Regions from separate parts of the Homo sapiens genome. Here regions 2, 3, 4, 5 and 6 are each linked to region 1. Evidence: chromatin loops called from intact Hi-C (ENCODE). Cell type or tissue: heart right ventricle. All regions are shown on one strand. Region 1 has its middle 150 kb from the start of PDE4D-AS1. Region 2 overlaps PDE4D (phosphodiesterase 4D). Region 3 overlaps PDE4D (phosphodiesterase 4D). Region 4 overlaps PDE4D (phosphodiesterase 4D). Region 5 overlaps PDE4D (phosphodiesterase 4D). Region 6 overlaps PDE4D (phosphodiesterase 4D).

What was found. Hi-C counts contacts between places; a loop is a spot of excess contacts. Peaks named below come from ENCODE experiments on the same cell type or tissue, not always from the same donor. Only the 100,000 strongest peaks of a DNase experiment are listed, where the experiment ranks them.
Region 2: it touches region 1 in a loop (9-fold over the local background); 91 of 110 quality-filtered maps call a loop at or near these places.
Region 3: a loop joins it to region 1, with 6 times the contacts of the local background. A loop is called at or near these places in 93 of 110 quality-filtered maps.
Region 4: it touches region 1 in a loop (4-fold over the local background); 7 of 110 quality-filtered maps call a loop at or near these places.
Region 5: it touches region 1 in a loop (11-fold over the local background); 95 of 110 quality-filtered maps call a loop at or near these places.
Region 6: a loop joins it to region 1, with 2.6 times the contacts of the local background. A loop is called at or near these places in 91 of 110 quality-filtered maps.

What each region holds. Positions count from the first base shown.
Region 1 is chr5:58,889,044-58,894,043 of GRCh38, reverse strand. No RefSeq gene overlaps it. Among named protein-coding and RNA genes, the nearest start is that of PDE4D-AS1, 150 kb to the left of the region's middle. RefSeq lists an enhancer at 2,176-3,375. In heart right ventricle, a CTCF peak has its summit at 2,134 (motif pointing left); DNase peaks (open chromatin) are centred at 2,163, 2,393 and 2,753; H3K27ac peaks cover 1,516 bases.
Region 2 is chr5:59,004,626-59,009,625 of GRCh38, reverse strand. All of the region lies in intron 6 of PDE4D (phosphodiesterase 4D), which reads left to right. Among named protein-coding and RNA genes, the nearest start is that of PDE4D-AS1, 33 kb to the left of the region's middle. In heart right ventricle, a CTCF peak has its summit at 1,957 (motif pointing right); no DNase peak of the experiment used is centred here.
Region 3 is chr5:59,165,062-59,170,061 of GRCh38, reverse strand. All of the region lies in intron 5 of PDE4D (phosphodiesterase 4D), which reads left to right. Among named protein-coding and RNA genes, the nearest start is that of PDE4D-AS1, 130 kb to the right of the region's middle. In heart right ventricle, no CTCF peak of the experiment used is centred here; no DNase peak of the experiment used is centred here.
Region 4 is chr5:59,152,263-59,157,262 of GRCh38, reverse strand. The region is part of intron 5 of PDE4D (phosphodiesterase 4D); the gene reads left to right. Among named protein-coding and RNA genes, the nearest start is that of PDE4D-AS1, 110 kb to the right of the region's middle. In heart right ventricle, no CTCF peak of the experiment used is centred here; no DNase peak of the experiment used is centred here; H3K27ac peaks cover 368 bases.
Region 5 is chr5:59,172,019-59,177,018 of GRCh38, reverse strand. All of the region lies in intron 5 of PDE4D (phosphodiesterase 4D), which reads left to right. Among named protein-coding and RNA genes, the nearest start is that of PDE4D-AS1, 130 kb to the right of the region's middle. In heart right ventricle, CTCF peaks have their summits at 2,377, 2,585 (motif pointing right) and 3,314; no DNase peak of the experiment used is centred here.
Region 6 is chr5:58,990,337-58,995,336 of GRCh38, reverse strand. PDE4D (phosphodiesterase 4D) reads left to right here. Exons shown (of 15, transcript NM_001104631.2): 7 at 1,872-1,965; 8 at 3,333-3,505; 9 at 4,435-4,533. Among named protein-coding and RNA genes, the nearest start is that of PDE4D-AS1, 47 kb to the left of the region's middle. In heart right ventricle, no CTCF peak of the experiment used is centred here; no DNase peak of the experiment used is centred here.

The DNA of each region.
Region 1 (5,000 bases):
CAGCCAATGTCTAGGGAAGATAGTGAGCAAGACAAGGGACTGGATAAAAGCCAAATGTTAGATGAAGCAGCGAAGCAACTATCTGTTTGCAGGGAAGAGGTAGGGATCAGGAAGAAATGGGGGTGAATATAAAACTGAGCTTAAAATTCAGGCAGATAAATAGGAACAGAGACCAAGGAGAATTTGGAAGTTAAAATGCAGCAGTGGGTGAAAGTCAGATATGCAATGGGGAAACAAAAAATTGCCTCAGGTAGGAAGCACTTCAGAGCTTACCTGTTGTAGCAGGAACCCATAGCTGACTCAGGCTGAAATCCAAGAGCCCAGCCATGTAGCTATGACAGGTCCTGAACTAGCCTCCCAGAATTTTCCATGTGAGAGCTTAAAGTATGCATCGGCCTTTCTCCTCAAATGGAAACTATTGTAACAGATTCTATGCACAGACTCCTTCAACATCCCTTCCAGTCTCTTTTTCCTTTTTCCACAGCAGAGATAGGAGAGTTAGAGAGATTCCCCTGATGCCTGCTTCTGGATACAGCCTAGGTTCTGCTGAGCAGATGTAGCCACATGCTACAGTGAAGGAGGAAGCCCCGGCTTTGCATTGGTCTCTTCTTCCTTCATGGTAGCATGTGGCTGCATCTGTTCAGGGAGCTCAACTTTCTTTGCAAGTGGGGTAGCCAAAGCATGCCTCCCCTCGGTATCTTTAGCAGAGTTTGCACTCTCTGGTCCCTGGTGTCACTGGTGCAGAGTGATGGGCAACTGCATCAGTGATTTCCACCAGAATATCCCTTGGGTGGTTGATTATTTCTTCCGGCTACAGCACATTATCTAACCCTAGCTTACTGGTCCTGCAAGAAATTCTATAAGCCACCTAATAAATTCCTTTTTCCTTAAAATAATAAGAGTGGATTATATTGTTCACAACTAAGTTCCTGGCTGATACACACATTTTTTTCCCTGTCTCTTACTTTTTATTTTTTTCATTTTTTTAAGATTTTTTTTTAAGTTCCAGGGTACATGTGCAGGATGTGCAGGTTTGTTACGTAAGTAAATGTGTGCCATGGTGTATTGCTGCACCTATCAACCCATCACCTAGGTCTTAAGCCCCGCGTGCATTAGCTATTTTTTCTGATGCTCTCCCCCCGCCCCCCGCCCCTCTGATAGGCCCCAGTGTGTGTTGTTACCCTCCCTGTGTCTATGTGTTCACATTGGTTCAGCTCCCACTTAGAAGTGAGAACAATGCATATTGTTTTATACTCTGAATCTTTGACATCTGTTATAACGTCTTGCCTCAACAGCTATAGTATGTGAACTTGGTAGATTGAGAATATTTTAATCAATTTGAGTCATTTTTTGTCCCTTCTACAGTGCTGAGTACACAGTACATGCTAAAAAACATACTTGTTTTGGGCCAGGCATGGTGGCCCACGCCTGTAATCCCAGCACTTTGAGAGGCCAAGGTGGGCAGATCACTTGAGACCAGGAGTTTGAGACCAGCCTGGCCAATATGGCAAAACCCTGTCTCTGCTAAAAATACAAAAAATTAGCTGGGTGTGGTGGTGCACACCTATAGTACCAGCTACTTGGGAGGCTGAGGCAGGAGAATTGCTTGAACCCAGGAGGCAGAGGTTGCAGTGAGCCAAGATCGCACCAGTGTACTCCAGCCTGGGCAACAGAGCAAGACTCCATCTCAAAAAAATGAAAAACAAAACAAAACAAAACTTGTTTTATTGAAAAATAAAGGTCCTTTTGAAGAAGAGAAATATGAGGTAGATCAATTTTATATACCCTTGGATGTGTATAAAACTATTCTTTGTAGTACAGGAAGAAAGTATTAGAATATCTATATATATGGAACTTTGATTTTTATGTAAACATATTTTATGTTTTGCTAATATTTAATACAGACTGAGAGTAGTACATCTATATTTACAAATAAGTACATGTGGATGTGCATGGTCAAAAAGTTTTACTGATATGGATCAGAAATGAAAAACATTTGGAGGTCACTGGGCTGAGTTACTTCTCATGATGCTTTTCAGTGATCTGTTTTTTTTTTTTTTATATAATAAACAGTTGGTAATTTCTCATCAGAGCCGAGATGTGCAGGGAATTTAGTAGAGTGCCATCTGGCGGTGATTTCTGCCACGTGCAGCATTTATCCCATTGTTCCTCGGGGGTGCCATCTGTGAGCTTCCTCAGGCCACAGTATCATCGGTCTGGCCTTTAGGCTGAGGGTAACTCAGGGAGGTGAGAAAGGCAAGCTCATGGCGCGGCAAAGGTCAAAGGACAGAGTGAAATTCAAGTGGCTCAAAGAACACACAGGGGTGGAAAAGAAGCCAGCAACACGGGGGAGGGGCGGGGGGCACCAGATGCAAGAGTGAGATGGGCGGGTGCAGAGGAAAAGTGAAATAGAAATCTGTACTTAAAGTGCACAGTGTGACGACAGCAGAAACACATTGCCAAGAAGATTGTGCCTCCTGCATTCTCCACATCCACAGTCATCACTAAAAAAACAAAGGCTAGGAGGGAGGGTCCCCTGAGCATTTGCCAGAGCTCTCCCCTGGGGCCAGGGTGTCATCACAGAATGAGAATACTTTAAGGCTACACTTCACCTTCCCAAGCAATAAAACATCTTCAAAAAACAAAAAAACTTGCAACCTAACCACATAAAATCCAGCCTGAAATCCTCCCTCTGTACCGGATGAATGATGTGATTTTTGCTGCTCTTGATCTTATTCATCCTTGACGCAATTGCTCCTCTGGGGGAATTCTGGTCGCCAAGAACGTTAGAACAGACACAGCATTTTTCTTGGGCAGCTCAAGGTCACTTGCGATAACGTCAGAGGAGGCTGCTCCTTGGGATAATGGAACTGAGCAGTGACAATTATGCTTCCCAACAGATGCCTGTGTCCTTAATCTGTCCGCTGTGGGGTGAAACAACAAAGAGGACATTTTAATAGTCCTAGGATGTGGTGTCACAACTGTCCCATTTTGATTAGGATGCATTTGGGAACAGGGAGCTGAGGGCTTATCACTGGAAGCCCCCCTTTCTTCCCCCTTAAGAGCACAGAGGGCATAAAATAAGAAGAACAGGCAGAGGAAAGCAGGCAAAGAAGAGTATCGTGATGTCTGATGGAGGGAGGAGGACAAAGGGAGAGAAGGGAAGCGGGGACCGCACAGTCGGAGTCCCCTCTTCTCATCTGAGACAGAGAACTCCATCAGAATAGCAAGTAGGGGTGGGCAGAGGAGAGGGATGGAAGGCGTGCCCTGAAGAAATAGTCACCTTCAGAACAAAGAGAGAACAAAGATCTTGGGCTCCTCACACTTGGTGGCAGCGCTGTGGTAGTCTGTGCGAGCACAGAGGTAGCCAGTATGACAATTCCGTTTAAAAAATGAGAAGGAGCCCTAATGAGCAGATGCCGGGGGTTTCCTACCTGCGTCGCCGAGAAGATTCGACAGTGAATTGCCCCACTGGAGTGGGAGGAGGTGCTGGGTTAAAGCTGGTGCTTTGCACATAGAGCCTACTGTTTGCCAGGTTTGAGGACAGGTCATTCGCTGAGTGTCGGAGGCAGGACAGGACCGAGGTGACCGCACCTTGGCTTGCTGAGCTTTACCGGGGTCATCAGCAATGGGGTGACCATGTGATGTGGTGGCAGGGGGCCAGGAGCTGCTTTTGGGGCCTCATGTCACCTCTCACTAGTTTTGTAGCCTTGGGTGCACCCCATAACTTCTCTAGCCTCATTTCTTGATCTGCGAAGTGGGTACACCAGTCCCTGTTGAATTATTCATTCATTCATCCATGGTCTATTTATCAAGGAGCAACCACAGGCTCAGCACGGGGCTCACCCAGGTGCTGTAAATGTATCAACTTGCTTGGTCAACTAACCCTATGAGGCAAATGCTACAATTATCTCTCTCTCTTTTTTTTTTTTTTTTTTTTTGAGAGGGAGTCTCGCTGTCACGCAGGTTGGAGTGCAGTGGTAGGATCTTGGCTCACTGCAACCTCTGCCTCACGGGTTCAAGCGATTCTCCTGCCTCAGCCTCCCGAGTAACTGGGCTTATAGGCACACGCCACTAAGCCTGGTTAATTTTTGTATTTTTAGTACAGGTGGGGTTTCACCATGTCGGGCAAGCTGGTCTCAAACTCCTGACCTCAGGTGATCTGCCGGCCTCGGTCTCCCAAAGTGCTGGGATTACAGGCATGAGCCGCTGCATCCAGCCTATAATTATCTGTATCTCACAGATAGAGAAGCTGAGCACAGAATGGTTAGGCACTATACCTAAGGTTGCAGAGCAGCCAGGAATTAAAGAGGTCAGATTCCAATCCAGGCAACTCAGTGCCAGAGTCCAAGCTTCCATCTTCTGCTCTGCTTCCAGAAGATCACAGACCTGTCTATTTATCTGAAAACTGGAGGTGTTTAACCACACTGCCTCCATCCTTAAGGTTTAGTGAGTCCAGCATGCAGTGTCTTAGGTTTCAGGAAATACTGCCTGCACCCGGGGTTTATTCCCACGGGCCTGTGTCCAGCTTGTGTTTGTGTACACAGAGCACAGGAGCAGAGAAATTATCTCTAATTCTCTACAACTCTCCAGTCTCTCAGCAAAATTATTCACCTCCTGTTAGAGGCCAGAAGTGGATGCACAAATGGCATACATTTGAGCACAGTGGAGAGTCATTGTAGCATTGAGAGAAGACAGAGCACTGGATTTGGGGGCTACCATGGAGAGATCTCTCATAGAACTTTGTTTTTAAAATCTGCTCAATTAATTATCCTATTTACTAAAACTGTGGTTAAAGGACTGGCAAAATTGTATATTCCAGATGACCTGAAATCAATGGCAACAAACTATCCCTGAGGCAAGAAGCAAACACAATCAATTCCTCTTTGCTGTATGTATGTGCTTTTCTCTTTCTTTCTTCCTTCCTTTCTTCCTTCCTTCCTTCCTTCCTTCCTTCCTTCCTTCCTTCCTTCCTTCCTTCCTTTCTTTCTTTCTTTCTT
Region 2 (5,000 bases), 120 kb before region 1:
CAAAAAGTTTTCTCTTGCTTTTTATAGTCATTCCCCAAACCCCACGTCCAGTGCTGATTGTCCCTATGGTTTTGCCTTGCCAGAATGAATAATACATTAAAGATATAGCCTTTTGTGAATGGCTTCTTTCACTTACAATACTTTTGAGTTTTGAGTTGAATTATAAGTTTCACTTATAATACATTTTGTGTTATTGCATCTATTGGTAATTTGTTTCATTTTATTGCTTTTTAGTATTTCATTTTTTTCCAGTATGTCATTTTATGGACACAATTTGTTTACCCATTCACCAGTTGACTGATATCTGAACTGTTTCTGGGTTTCTGCTATAGAGAGTTGCTATAAACATTTTCATATAGGTCTTTATATAGACATATGTTTTCATTTCTCATGGGTAGATACTTAGAAGTAGGATTGCTGGGTCATATGGTCACTCTACTTTTTAACTTTATAAGAAACTGTCAAACCTTTTTCCAAAGTTTCTATACCATTTTGCATTCTCACTAGCAATGTATGAGAATTTAATTTGCTCTGCATCCAGGCCAGCATTTTGTATTGTTTGTATTTTGTATTTTATACATTCTAGTAAGTATGTAGTGTGGCATCTCACTGTGGTTTTACTTTTTGTTTCCCTAATGTCTAATGATGGTCATGGATCTTTTCACATGCTTATTGATCTTTTTGATTCTTATGAAGTGTTTGTTTGTTCAAATCTTTTGACCATCTTTTCACTGGATTGTCCTCTTATTGTGTTGTAAAGATTTTTTAAAAAATAATTTCTGGATACAAGTCCTTTATTTGATATGCATTTTGTACATATTCCCTTCTCAAGTCTGTGGCTTGTTGTTCTGTTTTCTTAACAGTTTTTTTCAAAGAGAAATTTGGTAAAGTCCAGTATACCATTTTTTATTTTATGCTTCATGCTTTTGTGGTTTAAGAAATCTTTGCCTAACGCAAGATCACAACTACTTTCTACTGTGTTTTCTTCTAGAAGTTCTTTAGTTTTAGATTTTACATTTAGTTCTATGATTCATTTCAAGTAGATGTTAGTGTGGTGCAGGATAAAGGTTGAAGTTTCTTGTTTTATGAGTGGATGCTCAATTGTTCAAGCATTCTTTGTTGAAAAGAATATCATTTCTCTTTTATAGCTCAAATTTTATTACTTAAAATTATTTTAAGATGCACATATTAAAGTGATATGTGTAAAAGATTATATATTTCTGGAAGCATGCCTATTTACACTAGTTATTATTACTTTAGGAGACAGATATTCTCTTTGTTTAAATTGTTTCCACAAAGCATACCACGAAGTACAGAGGGGACATTAGTAACTATTTTATGATGATTATGGTATTCATTTAGGCCAATTTAAGTGAATTGGAGATCCTAATTTTCTCTATAAGGAGACAATACTTTTTCATACAAGATTATTTTTGTGGAGGCTTCATTTATGTGAAGTTTTTGCACCCATTTATTGTCATGATTATTCTTCAGTGAAACAAAAGTCTGTAGTAGATATGCTGCTGCTGCTGGTTTTAGGTAAATTGACTAAATAGTTATACAAAACTCTGTCTCTACCATATATGAATTCAAACTGTATCAACAATTACAGAATACTATGCTAACATCTAATAAGAGAGTTAGCCCATGTAGAAGAGAAATATAAATACAGCTATCAGATCAGTCTCATGTTATTTCAGCTTCAAGGAGCCTCTTAGCAAAAATGGTTTCCTTTCTCCATACATGTTGCAGGTGTTTACTATTTTAAATGAGACTTTTTTGTTAAAAAAAAATTAAAATAAGATCATTTAGAGAACGATTCTCAGCTTGTTCAGATGATTATTTGGTTTTAAAAAAGCAGCCTGGAGTTCCTCTTAATCTCAAATCTCCATAAAACTTACAAGAGATGTTTTCATTTACTGAAAGGAATAGTTTTTTCTTAATCAAATGTAGAGCCATTATCACTAGAGGGCAGTAAATACAAACAGATTTAGTGGATTTACTGGCACTAACGATGTTTTCAGAATACTAGCATTAATCAAAGAAAGTATAGTTTTTATAATATGAAAATACATGTAACATTCTGTTATGTAAAATATTGGTTATGAATCAATTCTAGATTATTGTCTGCCTCTAAAATATTTTTAAGGCATTTGAAAGCAAAGGGAGGCTGAGAAACACTAGTTTTCTGTGGCTATTCTGTTTAATACTTGAAGTTTAACTTTGCCTCAGAATTCTTCAAGGGACATTTAAAAATTAGATTTGCATTTGTTCAAGCTGAACAGTACTGGATATATGAGAGACCACGTTATATAGATTTGCTTCTTGATTAATAACTACCACGACTTTTAATTTTAAGGTGAAAGGTGTAAAATAAATGTAGATTGATTATAGGATAAAATATTTTCCAATAATGTAAGTCCTACTGCAAACAGTGCTACTGCCTGGAAAACTCCTTATGTTGGAGAGGTCCAAGAGCTAATACACTTATTTTAAACAATATTTCTTAAATATTTCAAACACAGTAATATAATATACAGCTTAGAATTGATTATATTAACGGATCTATTATGTAGGCTCTAGGCTAAATATAAAATAATGCCTGAAATAGTTTTCTTTTTTTGGCAATTTAGAGTACTCTGAAACCAGACAGTCTGGGTTCAAATCCTGGCCCTGTTACTTACTACTGGCTTTGTGACCTTGAGCAAGACAACTTGACCTCTCTGAGCCTTAGTTTCCCCATAATTTAGTTTTGTTTTTCCCTATTCAAAAATGCATCTTTTCTCTCTTGACCTCTGTTACAAAGTCAATAATGACAGCATGTGTTAATGTATCAGCAGTTCAGCTCCATCAGCAGAATTTCAAATATCCTGAAATGTACTGAAATAGTTCAAAAAGATTGTTAATTGCTTGGGTATCTGGTAAGGACTGAGAAAACAAGGAATAGCAGGGAAGTGGCCTCTAGAAATTCTGAGGGGTATTTCTAGGAAAAGTCTGAAAAAGAGAACTAACTGAACATTATGGGAATTTTTTTTTTCTTTTTTGAGACAAGGTCTTGCTCTGTCATCCAGGCTGGAGTACAGTGGTGCAATCATAGCTCACTGCAGCCTTAAACTCCTGGCCTCAAGCCATCCTCCCACCTCAGCACCTCCCACCTCCCACCTCAGTAGTATCTGGAACTACAAGCACATGCCACCACACCTGGCTAATTTTTAAATTTTTTGTAGAGACGGTGGTTTCTCTATGTTGCCCAGGCTGGTCTCGACCTCCTGGCCTCAAGCAATCCTCCCGCATTGGCCTCCCAAAATGTTGGGATTACAGGCATGAGGCACTTCACCAGGCCAAGAAACTATTTTTTCTATTTCAACAAACACACTTGCATATATGTATATAAAATCATTTGGGCATTTGAGAGCAGTGGATTACAGATAAGAAACCTGAGCTCTAGCTGTAACGCTGTCCCTCAAGTTGTGTTGTCAGAACTTTTCTGGACCTCAGTTCCTTGTCTGAATGTGTCGTCATCATTACATCTGCATATGAGGGCAGCTGTGTGTTGTTCACATAGCGCTCCCAAACATAAGCGTGTCTCACTATATGGCAGGGCTGTCTGCCTGTGGGCACCTGCTTCCTCACCCTGTCCAGAGATCTGACCATGGTGATAGTAACCATGATTCTTTAATTCAAGGCACTGTAAAGTTAGCAAAAAGATTGAGGATAAACAAATCCACTCCTAGATTCATACTGTTTATCATAGAGTTTGCATCAGCCTAATTATATGATGAGCTGTCATACACCATTAAGAGCAAGGACTGGGTTTGCATTTCAATCCTGTCACCTATGGAGCAAGTTATTGAATATGTAAGAAGGTCCATCTTTTCATGTTAAAATAGGGATAATATTTATCTTATCAGAATGTTGCCAAGATTAGAAATGAGGTATGTAAAGTTCTTTGTGCATAGTAGGTGCCTAGTAAATGTTGTAACTTATTAAAGTTTCTTCATTAAATTTGGTGAAGCCAAGTCTGACTATAAGAATTGTATCTCTCTGGCTCTATTCAAATTTCTCTTCTAAATTATCTAGATTCTCTCTGCAGATAGCAGCTACCGTGGCAATAGGAAGGAGATTCTAGTCTCCTAGAAATGGAGATTAGGGAAAATGAAATGAATTTTAATTTGGCTCAGAGATTTTTGAAAAGATTTCTTATTCCCTAGAAATATGGAAACTTTCCTTGGTACTTTTTACTCAATATGATTAAATAATCTCCCTTATTGCAGCAAATTAGGGACTTATTTGAATAAGTTAAATCCTTTCACATCCAGCACCTATTAGAATGCCTGGCACATAATAGTTGCCAAATAGAAGTCTGTTGAATGAAGGGACCATCACTCACATTCAGCAGGGAGAAGAGGCTGCAGATTTTAGAGGGAAGGGAAACTGTATGTGTGTTTCTGCATAATGTTTTAAGACAAGGAGTATTATCTACTATATGTAATCTGTTTTAAATGTTTTTGATGATTTTGCTGAGGGTGAAAACCCTTGTCCTTTCCTGTCACCTATAATCAGTATAAAAATATTGATGTTTTGCATCTGCATCAGCCAACAATCTTTTTGTGGCAATAGTACACTACCTTGAGAAATACAGGGACATAATAAGATACTTTTCTGGCCTCAAAGATCCTCCACCCTGGATGAGGAGTCAAAGTTGAAGACAGTTGAAAAAAATAGAACAGTGATTCTTAACACTGGGGAACATTCAGGAAATTTCAGGGGACAGTGACTGGGGAGTACTCCTGGTGCTTGGTGGGCAGAGGCCAGGGAGGCTAGATGTCCTGGGATACATGGGACAGCCTTTCACCAGGGAGGTTTGCTGTGTGTCCCACACAACTTCCAAAAAGTCCCAGCAGCTATTCACATAGGTGAAAAAACAAAATGCATTTATAATTCTCTGAGCCTAGAACCCAACTACTTTTTACGTATAAGTATTAAATATTTTTACATGG
Region 3 (5,000 bases), 280 kb before region 1:
AAAACTCTGTCTCAGAGTAAGAAAAGCTACCACATGAATAAAAGATCTCAGTGTCACCAAAGTCCACTCCTGCCAGCATCCCTTCCCCGCTGCCCTGAGTTTAAAAAGAGCAATACTTCCCAAACCTGTCTCTGATCAAAGGAATCCCCAAGGGCTTCCTGAGAACAACCACAAAATGACTGATTCCCAGACTTTCCAGAACTGAATGTCTAGGATAAGGCTCAGGATCTAAATTATTAACAAATACTCCCAGGTGAATGGGCTTGATTGGCCAAATTTGGGAGAATAATGGAATACTGAAGAAAGCAGGTGAGAGGGCTGCCTGTGTACAGTGTTGTCATTGAGTTGATGATAGCTTGTTGGAAAATACCTGTCTTTCTGGAAAGTATATATAGTGACACCCACACCCTCATCTAACAAACAGTGCAGCCCAGGATAAGCACGATCATATGTGCAAAGTGCTCCACGATTAGTGAAAGAAGATACAAGGTGATATTATTATCTGTGCTGACTTCGTCATCCTGGGCATCAGCGTCAGGGTCATCATCTGTTATCTCTCAAAATACATACAAGATTTTAAGTAGAGCAGCTTGCTCGTCTCTGAGAAGAAAATCAAGTATCACATCTACCTTTGTGGATGTGGGAGGGAGGGAATTTGGGAAATGTTTAGTAATTGCATTCTTTTTGTCTTCTTGGACACAGTACCAAGTCTCCTTAAACTAATAAAAGAAAAAAAAAAAATAAAAGAACCACACAAACTGCATTCTTCAGTCACTCCCTTTCTCCACAAAGTGCTTCCCACCCATTTCAGCCTTAAAAAATATTCTAGGCATACTCAGAAATACAGTGACTGTGGTGGGGCAAAATGTTGAAAATTCCTTTGAGGCTCATTTCCCAAATTTTACTAGTTGGATGTTACACTGAATTATTTAACTCTAAATAAATAGGGAGTGCACTCACAGCGTCGTTTCTTTTGTTATATCAAAAAGCCTCTCTCAAAAAATGCTTTAAAAATCAGTTGGATATATTATTAATACTAATATTAATAAAAGTTAACATTTACTGACATTTGAAATGTACCAAACACTCTAGATGAGTAATCTTTTTAAACCTTATGATATCCAAAGAGGTAGACACCGTTGCTATTCCTGCTTCATAGATGCAAAACTGGGCTAGACAAGTTGAATAATTTGATTAAGATACATAGGTAGAAAATTACAAAGTACGGATTGACTCAGAGGGAGAATGTCAAGTCCTCTCCTAAAATGTACTGGCATGTACACACATACACAAGCTGCTGGATGTGCTGGTCCTCAAAAGTTATTCCCTAGGGACATCTCTCTTCTTTTTTTTCTCTCTCCTTCCCTCCCTCTCTCTCTCTCTTTCTTTTTCTTTTTTCTTTTGAGAACAGAAAACAAATCTATACCATCTATTCCTGAATGTATATGAGTGGAGGGTAGGACAAGAGGAGGGATAAGATCTGTGGATGCACAGAAACTCTTTGGGAAACCCTAAAAACTCTCTATAGTTATATAAGCTAAGGAAAGGATTCCTGCCAGGGGGTATAGGATTCTTCAATTCCCACACTTCTCTTCCTGACTCTTCTGAAGTGCCCGTTGTCACCAGAGTGCCCAGGGGCAGAGCATTGACAAGGAAAGGCCCAGGTGTGTGTGAGAAGTCAGGCAGATGGGGTGTTTCGGAGGAACCAGGGTAACGCAGTGCTTCAGCGTTAGCACTCACCTTGCTTCTGGGACCACTTACCACGAAGGCCTGAAAGGGCAGGCCCCAACTACTGGGAATATTAATCTTCTCTTTGGGTGAAGTCTCTTCATGCCATTATCATCTCTTAGCTACCATTGCTAGGCAAAAGTTTCCTAGCTCACCATGTCCTGAATGCACTTCCTTGAGATATTTCTGATGCTTAAATATCCAGTGCTTTCTAGTGTGCCGTCTTCCTTCTGTATTTTTGTTTTGTTTTGTTTTGTTTTTTTGTGGTTCCTTTTCAGCACTGTTGGTCCTGTGGAAGTATTTCTAATTGACTGTATTCTATATGCCACACAAAACAGATGGGTGTTTATGACATTCTTTTCTGGATATGTTTCTGATGTTTGCATATTGAACACAGAACTGTCCACATAGAGAACTTGATTTCTGCCTCTTCCTGGCTTTGCTTTTACTCATTTAGTCCCTAGTATGTGAAAGGCTATGCTTAGGCTCCAAGGACCCAAGGATGAATAAAATACCTCCAGTAAGCTTCAGGACCATTACTCTAGAGGTTTGTGGAACTTAAAAAGCTAAAATGTGTTCTGTTGAATGACAAAAAGCATTAAGTTAATAGAAAACAGAGGGCTTATAAGTGAATGGATAAATGAATAAGTAAAATAAAGAAGAGAGAAAGGAAGGGAGAGAGGAAGAATGGAGCAGATGCAGGTGAGATTGTTTTTCTAAAGAGCTAAGAAGCTGCCTACAGTGTTAGCTTAGAGACTGAAAATGGTTTGGGAAAATAATTCAGAAATTTAGGGAATACTTCACAGCATGAGAAAGTGGAGGGCTGAGATTGGTAAAAGAAGACATGTTTCAAAATAGCCAAAAGGAAAATAGAAAAGAACTGGTCGTGAAACCGAGACCTCAGAGTTGAATGACAAGTAAGATACCTCTGAAGTCACTGACAGTGGACTGACTGTTATTTGACTAATATTGCTTCTACAGAGACAGACCTAGGTTTTATCCTCCCATAGAAAAAAATCTCAAACATTGGTAGGTTTTGTTTTTGTGTTTTGACATACAAGTCAAAATCTATGTGAAGGAGGAGGAACAAGACTCAGGGGTCAGAAAATTGGGGTTTCGTGGCTGGCTGTCCTGCTCACCCACTTTACGTGTGACCTTAGAAAAGTCACGCCGATGTGTTAGATCTTTTCTGTTAAAATGTGGTGGGTAATAATTATACCTTCCTAATTTTGAGGAATTACATGAGATAATCTGTGTAAAAAAATTAGCACGGTGTCTGGGACATAGTAAATGTCAGGTCTTATTTAAAAGCATGTGGAAAGTGCTTAATATGTTGAAAAGTATTATAAACTACCAATAAATATTATTATATTATTCAATTACTGTTGATCCTCAAAACAGCCATCTCTGGAAACTGTGCAATTATTTGAGCCCTGATGCCATTGCTGAAAGCATTTTGGAAGTGGCTTTAGAGACCATTTACAGACCATATAAGACACACACATACCAAAAAGCAATAAGCAATCTCACTGGTTTATAGTAACACTTCACTTATGACCAAAAATATTATTTCCAATATGATTACCAACCCTATTCACCAGACAGAATGTCAAATTAGCTTAGATGGGGCTAACTCCAGAAATGAAACCATTCTCAAGGGATTTTAAAGAGTTTTTTAAGAAGTATCACATGGACTTTTAAGGCAATTCCAAGACAGGGAGCCCTAAAATCATTACAATGATGGCAATGTGTGGAATAAGCATATAAACACATTTTCCCAGATGCAACTTTGAAGGAGACAAAATCTGAATTCTAGGCAGTTTGTGAAGGAAAAGGAGCAATTTCTGGGAAATTTCTTTTACCCCTCAGCCAACCTCAAGACAGTCTGTCTTTCTACAGACCCTCCCTTGCTGTTTCTCTTTACTGGAAACTGTTGAGGGTACTGGAAATAAAGGAGAAGGCCAATGTATCTAAGACCAGTGGATCAGAGAGGAGCCCAAGAACCTTCATCATTTCCACAGAAAGGGCAGCAGAGGAAATTAACCTGGCCTTTTGTCATGCTATTATTTCTCAGTGAGTCTATTAAATTATTGTGGCACACTAAACAGTGTTGTCTGCATCTTGTTCTTTGGGGATTCCATACAATTCTCCCCTTGGCTGGCTTATCACCTCCCCTTAGAAAATGGTGTCTCAGCAATGATCCTTTGCTTGCAATACAAAAAAACCAACTCTGCTCATTAATGCAAAATTCTTAGTGGAAGAATATAGGAAGAATTCTGAATTCCCTGAGAATTAGTGGGGCGACAGGTGGTGGTGGGGGTGCTGGAGGACGAGGTTTGAAGGAATCAGTGCATCTTTACAGTGCTAGAAGGCTACAAATCAAGGGGAAAGTCTCATGGCAGGAGTAGTCGAGTGAGATCCCCACAACTGTTCTTAGTTTCTTTGTCATTATTTCAAGAGTCAAACAGCAGTGAAGGGATCTAATTTGTCTTGTTTGCGTCCTGGGCCTTGGCTAAAAGAGAACAGGCAGGTGGCTTCAGTTCTACCAAACTATGTTATAAAATGTGGTAGTAAGAGCTGAATGATGGGACCAGATTTTGTGGGTTCATATTCTAGCACTACGACTTACAGATGCTTGTGCTCAAACAATTCATTTAACCTTCCAGAGCCTGAAATTCCTCACTTTTGAAGTAAGCACAATAATAATATTTATCTCATAGGGAGTTCATGAAAATTATTTGAGGAGATATTTATGAAAGGCTGGGCATGGTTGCTCACGCCTGTAATTCCAGCATTTTGGGAGGCTGAGGCGGGCAGATCACCTGAGGTCAGGAGTTTGAGACCAGCCTGGCCAACATGGTGAAACCCTGTCTCTACTAAAAACACAAAAAAATTAGCCAGACATGGTGTTGCACACCTGTAATCCCAGCTCCTTGGGAGGCTGAGGTAGGAGAATCACTTGAACCTGGGAGGCAGAGGTTGCAGTAAGCTGAGATCGTGCCACTGCACTCCAGCCTGGATAACAGAGGAAGACTCTGTCTTAGGAAAAAAAAAGATATTTATGAAAAATGAAGCAAAATGCATGGCTCACAGTAAGCACTTGATCATTGCTGGTTAACTATTATTAAGATTATCTAATAGGGATACAAAGTATATTCCTGAAAGAAATTAGGGTGCTCTTAGATAGGGGAAATAAATGCTAGTAGGATTGGTTTCAATGCACTATTTATTTTATTAATTTATTTCTCACTGAATTTCTTTTTATGATACTC
Region 4 (5,000 bases), 260 kb before region 1:
TCACTTTGAAAACAATGCAATACAAGTGATTTACTAGGCTTCAGTTTTAACCATTTTATGCTGACTGGTGGAAATTCTAACCCTTCAGAAAGAAAAAAAAATTGTGAAGCAATGGAAATGTACCATCCTGGGTATTAATGTCATTAATTTTCAATACATTTTCTCACAAAAAGTATAAAGAAGTCTTTGCTTGACCTTACGGGAAAAAACAACATACATGTGGCTTTATTTTGCCTTTTTTTTTTTTTAATTAATGAAGAAATCCAAGATTTGACTTTTGTTTCTTCTCTACCCAAATCAAAAGCAGTCTATAATCTCCTGCAAAGATCAAAGCTTTTTGCTTACTATAAAGTATGTGCCCTGCTTAGGCATTACATGGTAGAAAGATAGCATTCTGTTCCAAGAAATCTCTATTCGTTCTCTAGTTGCTGTGTATATATTCTCTTTTAGCTAGAATATGGTTAGTAAATGAGTCCTGAAAATTTCGCTGTATATACCAAAACATGTTGTATACCATAAATATATAAAATATTTTTATTTCAATTTTTTAAAATTGTGCTTCAATCAAGACAGAAGTTGATTTCTTTTTCCAGAAATTCAGAGTGAGCAGTCCAGGGCTGCTGTGGCTGCTCTAAAATCACCAAGGGCCCAGAGCTTCTTTCAGATAATTTTTTTAACATTTCTAGATTATAGGCTTTGTCTTCATGGTCTGAGATGACTACAAGAGCCCTAGCCATCACAACTAAGTGGCCAGCAGCAAGAAGGAGGAAAAAAGAAGGAATAGTACACCCACTCCTTTTAGAAAAGGCTTCTGAGAAATCCCACATAATGCTTCTACTTACATCTCCTTGGCTCAAATTTAGTGTCTGCCACAAAAGAGAATAAGACACACACACACACACACACACACACACACACACACACACACACATATATATATATTTTTTTTTTTTCTGGCAAGTCTCTAGTTCAGGGATTTCAATCTCCTTTAAGCAAATGAGTCTTCTCCTAACCTCTCCCTCTGGCCTGCCCAGTCTCTCTCGAATCTCTTGCCATCCTGTCCTCCTTACTCACTTTGGGAAAATCCAGCTCTGTCAGTTTTACAGTCTGCCTTTTCCACTTCCTTACCTGAATTCCTGGGAAAAATAATCCCACATCACTTCAAGCTGGAATTCCAACAAAGTCAAGACCTGTCACCTCATCGGACTCTCAGAGCACTTGACAGTTAGTTCCTGCTGTGCCCCTCTCTCAGTCCTCTTCATGCTAATTCCAAACCTGTCCTCTCTCTTAAGCCTCCCAAACCAGCAGCTCTTCATCTCCTTTCAGCAAATAACTTGTTGCTTTTTGAAGAAAGTCTGTGTCAAGGCATGAACTTCCTCAGCTCCTACATCCTCTTGCCATAGATGTTATCCATAGGTCTCTTACTGACATCCATAATCCCTTCCTCCCTTCTGGTCTCAGCGGATGACGTTTCCCTTCTCCCTCCTGCTCTAAGTCAACCCCTGCATCTGGGCCCTTGATCCTCTCTCCTCCCAGCTCCCACAAGTCCTTGCTTCGTCTGTTTTCCTTTCTATCTCTCACATCTTCAATCTTTACTTTTATTCTGGCTCTTTCCCCATTCATGTCTCTCACAATCTTAAAAACAATACACAGCAAACCACAGCAAAGTTCAGCCAACTCTTTATTGATCCTTTAGCTAGTTCTTGATCTTCTCTTTTCAGTCAAGTTGCTCTACCTCCTCATCCCTATTCAGTCTGCAGTCCACTGTAGTACGACTTTCTCACAACACCTCTGTTCCAGCTGCCCTCCCTTGGTTGCCAATGAACTCCTAATTGTCTTCTTAGTTCTTAGAGGCTTCTTCTTCTTAAACTCTTTCTTTGTTCATTTACTGAGTAAATATTTATTCAACATGTTTTTGTTGGGAGCCATTTTGTTCCAGATGTTTCCACACTCTTCTTGCTGCTCTGAATACTTCTTTTCACTATTCTTCATGGTCTCTCTTCCTCCCCACTTTACCTCTTAAATGTGAGTATTCTAGAATGTTCTTTTTGATTAATTGGTTTTCTCACTCTGTGTACTCTGTAGATGTTTTCATGTACCTCATAGTTGTATTTTCCATCTTATGAAAGTGGGTCCCAAAACTCTGTCTCTACTCAGAGTAGGCACTTCCCCAATTTCCAAATTTATTCACACAAAAGCCCAATGTCCATTGATATCCAACTCTTCAAATCCAATATGTCCAGAGCTGGACTCACATATTTCTTTGCAAATCTGTTCTTCCTATCTCAGTTAGTGAAACACTTTTAGCCAAGATCGAAACTTATAAATCATGAATCCTTCTACCAAATCTATCTGTCTGTCTATATATATTTTTGAAACAGAGTTGTCTCACTCTGTTGCCCAGGATGGAGTGCAGTGGCAAGATTTAAGCTCACTGTAACCTCCACCTCCTGGGTTCAAGCAATTCTTGTGCCTCAGCCTCCCAAGTAGCTGGTATTACAGGTGTACACCATCACACCCAGCTAATTTTTGTATTTTTAGTAGAGACAGCGTTTCACTATGTTGGCCAGGCTGGTCTCGAATTCTTGGCCTCAAGTGATCCTCCTGCCTTGGCCTCCAAAGTGCTGAGGTTACAGGTGTGAGCCACCATGCTCGGCCCCAAATGAATACAATTTTTATTTTATTTTATAACTATTGATCAAATCCATGCTCTCTTCTCTAACCTGCTAATATTTCCCTAGTTCAAGCACTCACCAACTCTCCCCTGAATTATAGTACTAGTACCTGAAATAGTGTTTTTGAAACTGTCAGTTGCATTTAGCATTTTATTTTAAAAATATGATACAGAATTGCGTAAAAAATAAGAGTATAAAACCACATCTATAATATCAAAGATAAATATGGTTTTATAAAATTATTGATACACCCACAGACATGCAAACACACACAGACATTTTGCCATGAAAATGTATTTCTTACTATAATTTTTAAAATTAGAGAACTACTTTCTTAAATGGTCGATCTCTGTTGCACCTCTTCTTAGCTCTGGCCTTCCATGATGCCAGCAAATTTATGTAGTTGAAAAATTAATCTGCAAATGTCACTCTTCTTAAAACCTTTTCAAGCCTTCCCATCATCCATGATAAAATCAGATCTCTTTCGTGTGGTACCCAAAGCCCCTATCCAGATATGTATTGTACCTCCTCTCCAGCCCAGCCCCTGGCTGACTCTTTCAGCAGCAAACTTTTTCCACCCACGTGCACCATGTTTCACAACTGTCTTCATTTACTTGTACTCTTCTCACCATCTAAAACTCGCTTCTCTCTCATAATTGCCTGGTTCACTTTATCTCATTTTAGAGGACACCTAAAATTCAAGCCCAGTCCCCTTCCTCAGGCCGAGTCAGGCTCTTCTCCCAAACCTACCTCTAGCATAACCTAATGAAATTGCTCTAAAAATTATGGTCTATGCCTCTTTATTAAAAAAAAACAACAACAACAAAAAAAAAAACCCTGCCCACCAGTATAGCAATTCTTTTGTTATAACCACACATAGTACTAGTGTGTGGTTCTGGGGCACTGTCATGCCAACTTACCTGTGTTCAATAGACCTGAAGTAGGGAAGATCAGCTGACTCTTTTACATCTCTTCTCAGAACATCTTGAAATGATTCTTGGGTGCAATATAAGAGCAAAACATGGAACAGTAGAAACCAGCATGGAAAACTTTTTCTCCTATTTGAGAAAGTGGGATGAAAATGTGTCTCTTAATCCCTTTGGCAGAAGGGAGTAACTTGAAAGAAGTGGATGATGGATGATCTTCTCCACTCTGTCAGCCCTCTGAGCAGAATGAGGAAAATGTGAGAAGCGATACCATTGCTATATTTGTTTCATTGACCATTATTTTAAATAACTTACATGGTCCTGAACAAGGACATGTTTTTGTGAAAAGGACAACATTTCTTTTGGTGTGTCCGAGTAGCATTTAAGAAAAGCCTTATAGTGGTCAATGAAGGTTGGCCTTTCACCCGCTGCTACTGGAGAGTCTGTGAGAACACTATTTATTCAGCCTCATGGAAACACTAGGGAGTCATGCCTGGGATCTGACAACTGTGCAGCACCATGCCAGGTGCACAGAGAGTTGTTGTGATGAATGTCGAGAGAGGTGGTGGGGGATTTTTGTTGTTTTTGCTCCTTCCATTTTCTTTCCCTCTGACTTGGGCTGTGGTTTCATTCATTCTACCTCCCCACCCCTATGCAAGAATAGATCTCTGATCTCTTTCTCATACTTTATCTGCCCTAACTTCCACTTTCCTTTTCTTGAGAGGAGAAGAACAACTCCACAGTGCTTTCCTTTTATGTTTTGGGCTAATTTTGTTGTGTTGTTTTATGGTCTTGAACTGAGAGCTGCCTCAGCACTCAACACCAGCCCCTGGACTGTGAGACTAATGAGAAAAGCAAAATGACTTCAAGTAAAAGGAAGTGGTTTGTGTTGTGGAGAGAAACTTGGAAAGAAACACCACCAAGAACACTAGGGGCTTTATTTTCCCTAAAGCCTACAGTTGGGTTAACACATTTCAAAATAACCGGTCAATTTAGTTAATCCCATCAAACGACCTAGTCAATACAGTAAAGAGGTAGGGCAAATAAACAAACCGTTTTTTGGATGACCGGTTTAGCTTCATGTATCCTTCGTCTTACTCATTTCTAGGGAATAATTTCAACTCAAGGAAATGTGAACATCTGTTTTGCAAACTATTACAGGCTGGTTTAATACAAAAATACCTTTAAAAAAGGTATGTTCATACTCAACATGTTTTTCCAGCTGTTATTAAAGCAGGTAGAAACAATATAGTAGGCATAGAAATCTTGATTATAATGTGGAAAAACTAAGGTTAAAATTATTAGCAGAAATACATTTCTTTTCCATCCTTCCACTGTCTGAACATCTCTCTTTCCTACTTCCTCCATTTTATTATTTTCTTTGCTTTGTTTCTCTCTT
Region 5 (5,000 bases), 280 kb before region 1:
AAGGAAAGGGAACAGTGAGAGAAAGGCAAGCTTGCAAGATCATGAGAGGAAAACTTGTGGGTCCTTAAATTGGCCAAAATGGATGCGCTTGCTTTGTGCCCATCAAAATGGGGTCTCCTCCTGCTCCCAGCACTGTCTCCTTTATTCTCATCACAATTCACAGACGCTGGTAGCTTTGTGATAGAGATGATACACTGTTGTTCAGGATGAATTTCTAAGTCTAAGAACTCACTTTTGAGTCATAGTTGTTTGAAGGAGAAATATTAATTCTCTATCACTTTTCTGTAAACCAACTCTAATTTTTAAAAAAGAAGAGTTAAGAACTTCAGCAGTCTACATATCACATACCATGCTTTCTAAGGAGTTGTCACATAGAATTTACAATACCCTCTTCCTCTTTTCAAGGTTATTGCATTTGACATGTATTAAAGCCAGGAGAATTTGATTTTTTTTTTTTTTTCTTGAGATAGAGTTTTGCTCTTATCGCCCAGGCTGGAGTGCAGTGGCGCGATCTGAGGCTCACTGCAACCTCCGCCTCCTGGGTTCAAGCAATTCTCCTGCCTCAGCCTCCCAAGTAGCTGGGATTACAGATGCCCACCACCACGCCCGGCTAACTTTTTGTGTTTTTAGTAGAGACAGGGTTTCACTGTGTTAGCCAGGATGGTCTTGAACTCCTGACCTCAGGTGATCCACCCACCTTGGCCTCCCAAAATGCTGGGATTACAGGCATGAGCCACCACACCTGGCCGAGAGTTTGATTTTATAGCATTAGGGTTTTAAAGCTAGGTTTTAAAGGTAGGTCACTGGCCAGTTTTTATTTCAATATATAGTAGGTAAACATACAGGTCTAAAATGATCTAACAATTCCTTAAAAGTAAGGCTTTGAAGTTTGCATTTATAAAAGAGACTTAAATAGCTCTTTTGCTCTTTAGTGTGATATGACAAAGATGATGTGTGGCATTTGGAGCCTGAATGTGAACCCAGTCTCTCCTTTTTGCTTCATTTCCTCATTTTGGAGATTTGAGTACCTAACACTTAGGACTGTTGCAAGAATTCAAGGAGATAAGTTATATAAAAGGATAGAGTTCAAGTTGGGCATGGTGGCACACCCCTATAATCCCGGCTACTCAGGAGACCAAGGTGGGAGGACTGCTTGAGCTCAGGAATTCAAGACCAGCCTGGGCAATGTAATGAGACCCTGTCTCCTAAAGTAAAAAAAAAAAAAAAAAAAAAAAAATGGAGGCCGGGCATGGTGGCTCATGCCTGTAATCCCAGCACTTTGGGAGGCCAAGGCGGGTGGATCACCAGGTCAGGAGTTCAAGACCAGCCTGGCCAAGATGGTGAAACCCCGTCTCTATTAAAATACAAAAATTAGCCAGGCGTGGTGGCAGGTGCCTGTAATCCCAGCTACTCGGGAGGCTGAGACAGGAAATCGCTTGAACTCTGAGGGCGGAGGTTGCAGTGAGCCGAGATCAGGCCACTGCTCTTCGGCCTGGGTGACAGAGTGAGACACCGTCTCAAAAAAAAAAAAAAAAAAAAAAAAAAAAGAAAGAAAAATGGATAGAGTTCCGAATGTGATGAGGAACTCACCAAGTGTTTCTTCCTATAACCCTGTCCCAATGCCTGACATTTTTTTGTTCCTAAAGCTAATTTAAAAACTGGTAGAATAGAGGTAACAGAGAATATTGGTATGTCAGCTTCTTTGGTACATTTCATTTATGATTTTGTTTTCACACAGTCATGGCATGACATTTTTAGTAATCCTTTTATCATTTAGAGTAAGGCTCACCTACATACGTCCTTAATGTGTGGTGCACACCAGAAGTAAAGAGTGCATTGGAACATGAGAGGGTGGCAAAGAGTCAGAGATGCCCAAGCCATACCTGCACTGGGACAGTGATCCCATTTTTGAAGTACAGCCATGTAGCTTGGAGCACAGTCCTTCCTTGTAAGCATTTCATTTTCGAACAACCTTAGCTCAAGGCAAGCATTCTGCAGCCATCTCATTAAATGTTACATCTTCACAATACCATTTTCAATGCTTCTGAATTTCCATATTTCCAATATGTTTATTTAATCATCCTCAATTAGAGGATTTTCATGCAAGGACACAACTCTAAAGAAAACGTATTTAAATATCTTTATTTTAAAGATGAAAAAACTGAGACCTAGTGAGAGAGGGTGCTGCTTAGTGACAATGCCAGGAATAAACATGTGGTTCCTTTTTCGAGTCCATGGTCCTTCTTACACCTTTATAAAGTAAAATAAACCATTAGATTCGGGTGGCCTTTATACCCACCGTGGAAGTATATGCTTTAGAGAAAGTAAATGAAGTATTAATACTAACTCCTGAGTAATAGATGTGGCATTGTATTATTTGTATATGAGCTTGAAAATTTCTCATCCCAACCTCTCACTGGACATATCTCTGTAGTTATAGCTATTTTGATTATATCTACTGCTTATACCCCAGAGGCATAGAGACCAGCACCCTAAAGCAAAAGACTTCTGGATTTTGACTTTGGAAAATACAAATTCTTCTACAGGAGCGGTGAAACTAGTACAGCTGCCTGCTCTTTACCTGTAGGGGGAGACACATGATGCAGTGACAAGCATAGAACAGCACAGAAGTGGTTTTAGTCCAGAAAATAAATAAATAAGTAAATTGGTCTAAGTCTTCATTCCTTTTTGTATTTTTTTACCCTGAAGATTCATGGCTTCATTAAAAACAGTAAGTGCATTCTAAATAGAATTTAGTCAATTGGCACGTAGAAAATTAAAAAGTAAACTATCCAAATAATGCTAGTCTGTCAAAACACAATGAGAAGAAATTTAATCTTATATGTTTGTTGTTCTAAAGCACAAGCAGTTTCTAAGAATTAATAAGGGGGAAAAACAATAATGATATTTAATTGGGACAATTATTTTTTTGTTATCTGGGCTAATCACTTAATGCTTTGAGCTTATCGAATGAAAGAAACTAAGCAACTATTTCATGGTGACAATAAGGATGCTGGCTACTTACTTAGATCTGCCTTTTAAATCTGTGTGTGTGTGATAAAAGCAAGTAGTATATATAGTTTTTTAAAAAGAAATATAGAGAGATCTAATAGATGGGAGCAAGAACCATATAAAGAAGGCAAAAGGGATCTACATGAGAGAAATATGTAAGTCCTCAGGAGATACTGAAGTAAAACATGTGTTGTGTCAGTGTATAGGGAAGACAAGAGACCCAGCCATTGCCAGAGAAGCCCTACTTCCTCATCAACCACCAGCAGGCAGCAGCTTCATGCTGTAGTTCTTTTTTTCCTTTAATAGAATAAAGATTGTGGCCACACTTTAATAATTGCCAGAAATATGTGTTCATTAAGCTTTTTAAGAAATGTGATCGAAAAATGCTGATGATACATTGTGTTTAATAGCTTTAATAAAAAACTGATAAAGCATCTAATACATCTAATGACTGTCGGATTTCCTAAATCTTTTAAGCTGAAGGAGTTTACTTTTACAAAAATCCTCATTGAAAAAGAATCTTCCGGTAAAAACATTGAACTGAAAGATTTGCATAAATGCATGGAGTATTACTATTTATTAGTTAAACTTATGATCTTTTAGAGCAGTAAAAGTCAGTTCTCTTTCTTACAAATGAATTTGTTTTGGCCTTTTATGCTTTTATTTAATGAGTAGAGCCATACCTATTAATATATAAAAAGATCAGATCTGACACCGTGGCTTTTTGACCAGGAATTGATTGAAGTTAGACTTGTTTTAAGAATAGTGAAAACAAGGGCTATGTCCTAATTATGAGGGGAAATAATTTAATTGTGTCTCTCTTGTCTGAATATCTGATTTGGATGCTTTGTTATAACTTTAATTGAAATAATTAAATGGGGCTCATGTTCATTTAGCCTAGCAAAAAGGTGATGAGCTAGCATATATGTTAAAAACCCAGCTTTCCTCTTAGTAGTTGTCTAATTTTGGTCAATGTACTTAAATTCTCCAAGTTTTGGGGGTATTCTTTATCAGTAAATTCTAATTCAGTGCTTAACATAGTACTTGGTACTCAGAATGTATTCAACAAATGTTACTTATCATTATTGCTATAATATTATTATTATTATTATCTGCTTGGTCAACAGTATTTTCCATGCACCTTATATATGGCATGCATACGCTCTGGAGGTAAAATGTGACTACTGGTTCAAGAAATTTACAAAGTAAGGGAGAAGGAATTATAAATAGTTAAGTACTAGCTAAATGCCATGATTGAAGCCTTTATATTTTTTATTTTAATTAATTAATTAATTTTTAGAAATAGGGCCTCACTCTGTTGCCCAGGCTGGAGTGAAGTGGTACGATCTTGTCTCATTGCAACCTCCGCCTCCCAGTCTCCAGCAATCCTCCCACCTCAGCCTCCTGAGTAGCTGGGACTACAGGCATGCACCACCACGTGTGCATAATTTTTTATTTTATTTTTTGTATTTTTTGTAGAGGCGGCGTTTTGCCGTGTTGCCCAGGCTGATCTGGAACTCCTAGGCTCAAGCAATCTGCCCACCTTGGCCTCCCAAAGTGCTGGGATTATAGGCATGAGCCACAGAGCCTGGACTGAAACCTCTTTAAATATATATATTTATATAAATATATATTATATATAATATATACAAAATATATAATATATAATATATTATATATTATATATTTTATAAAATTATATATATTTCTTATATAAATATATATTTCTTATAAATTGTATAAATATATATTTATTATATATTATATACATATTTATTATATATTTATTATATATTATATACATATTTATTATATATGTATTATATATTATATACATATATTATATAAATATATATAATATTATATATTTATTATATATATAATATATATTTATTATATATATAATATATATTTATTATATATATAATATATATTTATTATATATATAATATATATATATTATATATATAATATATATTTATTATATA
Region 6 (5,000 bases), 100 kb before region 1:
TATGTATTCACATACAAGGGTAGAAAAAAGGCATAAAAGGAAATTTAACAAATTATCTGTGGTTATCTTCCAGCAGTGGGGATTTACATTATTTTCTTTTTTTTGGTATAGCTTTCTACATTTTCTATAGCACATGTACATTTTATAATTAGAAAGGAGTTATAAAAACATATGAACAAAGAAGTGAATTTAGTGTTCCTGAGTTTGAGACTAAGCTTTCTAGACCAGTAATTTAACAACCAGAATTTGTACTGGTCATGCCAGTTCTTTGTTTTTTTGTTTGTTTGTTTGTTTTTTCCCCAGCATTTATTTTATTTTTATTATACTTTAAGTTCTAGGGTACATGTGGGAATTGAACAATGAGAACACTTGGGCACAGGAAGGGGAACATCACACATTGGGGCTTGTTGTGGGGTGGGGGGAGGGGGGAGGGAAAGCATTAGGAGATACACCCAATGTAAATGACGAGTTCTTTGTTTTTGACTACGCTGGCATGCGAATACACATTTCTCTCATCCAACAGTCCATTGAAATGGTTGAGGGTTTTTTGTTTGTTTTGATAACAGTTAAATGCGGAGTTAAAACTTAATCTAGATGGTCTATAAGATTGACTTTGGAAGTTATTTAGCAAACGGTATAGAGTTAGGCCATCTTGGTATGAATTATGCAGAGAAGCAAAATAATTCTAAATAATTAAATACTAAGAATTATATTTCAAACATCACTAAAATATACATTCAACACTTACCTTCATACTTAAATGAGAATTTATGGTGAAATTTCAAATTTTAAAGGCTAATCTGATGATTAGAGTAAATGCATCTGACTTTTTTTTGTCAAGTATCTAATAGCAGTTACTCTATGTGTAGAAAAAATACATTGTTTCTGTATATTAAGGCAAATATTAAAGGCTTATTAAAAGGCCTCGTCGGGTTGTTTTCAGAGTCAAAGGACTCTGAAATGCTTAATGCTTAAGAAACAGCTGATGGGGGTGGGAGAAGTGTAAAATCTTTGGGAGATTTGGATACTGGTAATGCCATGTGGTGTTGGTAGGTTAATTCCAGTGTTTCTTTCAATGAAATAGGCACTATGGCATCAGTAATAAAAACTGTGAAGTAGATTGTTGAAAATTGACCTGTTTCCTATTTAGTGACTTGGGAAAATGGTAAATTTTGTGGATGTTGAGAAACAATAAGTGTTATACTCTTACTTGAAAAACAACTTTTAAAAGGAAACATTATACAGTATTTATTTAAATATTTTACTTCTCCATAGTCCTGGAAGAGTACTCAAGTCTATTAAGTTTTGCTTTGGAGTAAAAGACTAAATTTTGAGCCCTTGATCAGTATATATATTCATTTCTGCTAATGATAAATTAATTGAAGAAAGCATTCCATGTTTTATTGTATGGCAACACTTTTATGTGCTATAAATTAGTTTCTCTCTTCTCTAAATAACTAATAATACATCTTAATTTTTAATTCCCTTTTCTTTGCTTATTTCTCCTGATTTTCCCTTCAGCCCTTGGGAGTCTAAATTTGTGCTGGTCAGTCTGGTGGCCATGAGCCACATGTGATTATTTAAATTAAAAGTAGTTAAAATTAAATAAAATTCAAAATTTGGTTTCTCATTTGCACTAGCCACATTTCAAATGCTTAGTAACCACCTGTGGCTAGTGACTGCTATAATTGGCAGCACCGATTATGGTGTTTTCCCCTCATTGAAGAAAGTTCTGCTGGAAGGCACTGTTCTAAATTGTCAGGACAACTTAAAAATTCTTTGGGCATATCTTCCTGTATCTCAGAGTATGCATATATATTTCACTTAAATTTTCCTCTTCTATTATTTCATTTTACTTTTCTGTTTTTCAGTTTAAAAGGATGCTTAATCGGGAGCTCACCCATCTCTCTGAAATGAGTCGGTCTGGAAATCAAGTGTCAGAGTTTATATCAAACACATTCTTAGGTGAGAATAACAACATGCAATTAAATTTTTTTCTTCAGTTGTTTGCTTGTTTGTTTTTGTAGGAGGATTGGGGTGCCAACTCATTTTGGAAACCAAACAAGTGTTAGAAGTTCTATTTGTTTTCATTCGTCATATTAATAATTCGACACTATCCGCCTCTGAGTTTTAGAGTTGCAGGTGACAAGGTACATTTTCTTAGTTTTATTTAGGACTTTAGGAATTCTTGAATTAAGATTATATATTGCCATTTTTTCATAGTACCAAACTGTAAAATATATTTTATAGAGAGATCTATTCATATCTTCAACAAATTCTTATTAAATGCCAGCCATTGTTGGGCAATAGGTGTTTAATGATAAATTAGAAATGATTCCTGCCCTCGATGAATTTACCGTCTTGTGTACATCAAGCCTAGTAAACTGGTGGGCAGATAAAATACAATTGCTAAATAAAAGTTTGCTAATAATAGCTGAGTTTGGTGTCCTGGGACAACTCTTGTACCTCATCCACAGAAAGAAAATGCAGTAAATAAAGGTCAGTAATTTGAATGTATCCTGGACTTACTTTCAAAACAAAATTGCTGTTATATATAGTTAACATTTATTAAACACTTAGAATATGTTCTATATATAAGGATGAGTTAGAGTTGCTCATCACTGCCTTGAAATCGTGGATGAAAGTAAGAAGATATCTTAGGTCTTTTACTATAGAACACAATTAGCTTATGTACGTATTCACTTATCAGGTAATATTTATGATTCTCTATGCTCCCATAAAACCTGGGGATTTAACCCTTATCTCACTATCATACAGAAATAAAAAGTAGCAGAATTAATCTAAGTCATCCAAAACCTGCTGTTTCAGCTCCCACAGTGTTACCCATTTCAGTTAGCTGTTAGTTTTATATACTGCTGTTTTCATGACATTTGCGTATAAAGTTTCTACCATTTCAAAGTATGTATTGAAACTGTAGTCCTTAGTTGGCAAGAACAATATTCAGTTCATTAAGTCAGTTTCACAAAGGAATGGAATTGAACAGTGGAAATAACCACCTGTTGTGTATTCTGAGTCTGCTGTCATGCTAAGTCTTGCAGCATTTTTTATTAGGACATTGTATCAAAGAGGTAACCATGGAATACATTTGATATTATTATTTTGTAATGGAACTTATTTGCTTAATTTTGTGTTTGAAGACATCAAATTAAGTCCAATTCAAATGTAAATACTGAACTCTCTAAAAGGAAACTTTTTAGTTGGAAACATTTCCTGGAATATATAATGATCAATTATAATCCTTCCAATTATGCATATGATATAAAACAGATAGAATTAATAATAAATATAGAACATTTTCTAAATTTCTCAAGATAAGCAACATGAAGTGGAAATTCCTTCTCCAACTCAGAAGGAAAAGGAGAAAAAGAAAAGACCAATGTCTCAGATCAGTGGAGTCAAGAAATTGATGCACAGCTCTAGTCTGACTAATTCAAGTATCCCAAGGTTTGGAGTTAAAACTGAACAAGAAGATGTCCTTGCCAAGGTATGATGATTTCAAAGATCAGGATCATAAATATTAAATGATGCCCTTTCATGAATTTTCACTTCTAGTCTTTTAAATGGATAGAAAAGTTTATTAATTGGGGTTTTTTTTTTTTCTTTTTTTGAAGATGGGAAGGCATTTTATAAAGCTCCTTTTAAAGTGCCTTAGACAGGTGGTTTGGTATGTTTTAGGGGTTTGGGGGGTGATTATTTGCATCTTCATTTCATTGTTTGGCCTTAAAGAGTTAGAAATCTGTCATGTCTTCTGGGTTTTAGGAAAACAGTTAAGGTTTTGTGAATAGATTTTATCCATTAAAGAAGTGCTTTGTGATTGATACTTAAAAAGTACATAAATGTGTTGTAATGTCAAAGTCACAAGGTTAAGCCATACTGTTCAATTTTCAGTACATTTAAGTAAATGTGCCTAAAGTTTGCCTATGCTTACATGGTGTGTCTGTTAACATTTAAAATGAATCATTGTTTAAAACAATCTAACAATCTTTACACTGAAGTCTGTTTTGTTTTGTTTTGTTTTGTTTGTTTTGAGACATAGTCTCGCCCTGTCACCCAGGTTGGATTGCAGAATGCAGTGGCGCGATCTTGGCTCACTACAACCTCTGCCTCCTGGGTTCAAGCAATTCTCCTGCCTCAGCCTCCCAAGTAGCTGGGATTACAGGCACACACCACCACACCTGACTAATTTTTTTTATTTTTAGTGGAGATGGGGTTTCACCATGTTGGGCAGGCTGGTTTCAAACTCCTGACCTCAAGTGATCTGCCCGCCTCAGCCTCCCAAAGTTCTGGGATTACAGGCTTGAGCCTCTATGCCCGGCCACCTAAGGTCTGTAATTTTTAAATGATTGTGTTCATTGAGTCATATTTTACTCCACTTTCTAATATTTTAGTATCTTTTTTTTTTTTTCACTCCAGGAACTAGAAGATGTGAACAAATGGGGTCTTCATGTTTTCAGAATAGCAGAGTTGTCTGGTAACCGGCCCTTGACTGTTATCATGCACACCATTTTTCAGGTAAGGTGGTTGAGTTCTATTACATTTATTTTATTTAGGAACTTAATGTCCAGTCTGTAGCTTATGCATACATTTTGTCTTTTTTAATATTCCCCACCTTTTGCTTATTTTTATACTTTTATCCTTATTTGCTCCTTTGCCAAGGGACAAGTAAAGATACAGAAAGGTGGAGTGTGGATAAACCACAAATAACATCAATTTTGTTATTTTTTTTGCATTTAAGAAAAAGATGTGATATAGCCAAATTGAAGCAATTTATTAAAATAATAATTTAGACATCATCTTAGTCATCTGAACCTGACTGCATAGAGAATGGAGTACTAACTTAAAAAAAATGAATAAAGCCCCTGCTGGCTACTAACCTTAGAATATAGTTTTTTCAGTCACTTTCTTGTGTCCTGCTTCTTTCTTCATATCCATTTCTCTCTCTTATTGACCCTTTGCTCCAGCTTAGGGTGGGATTTAAA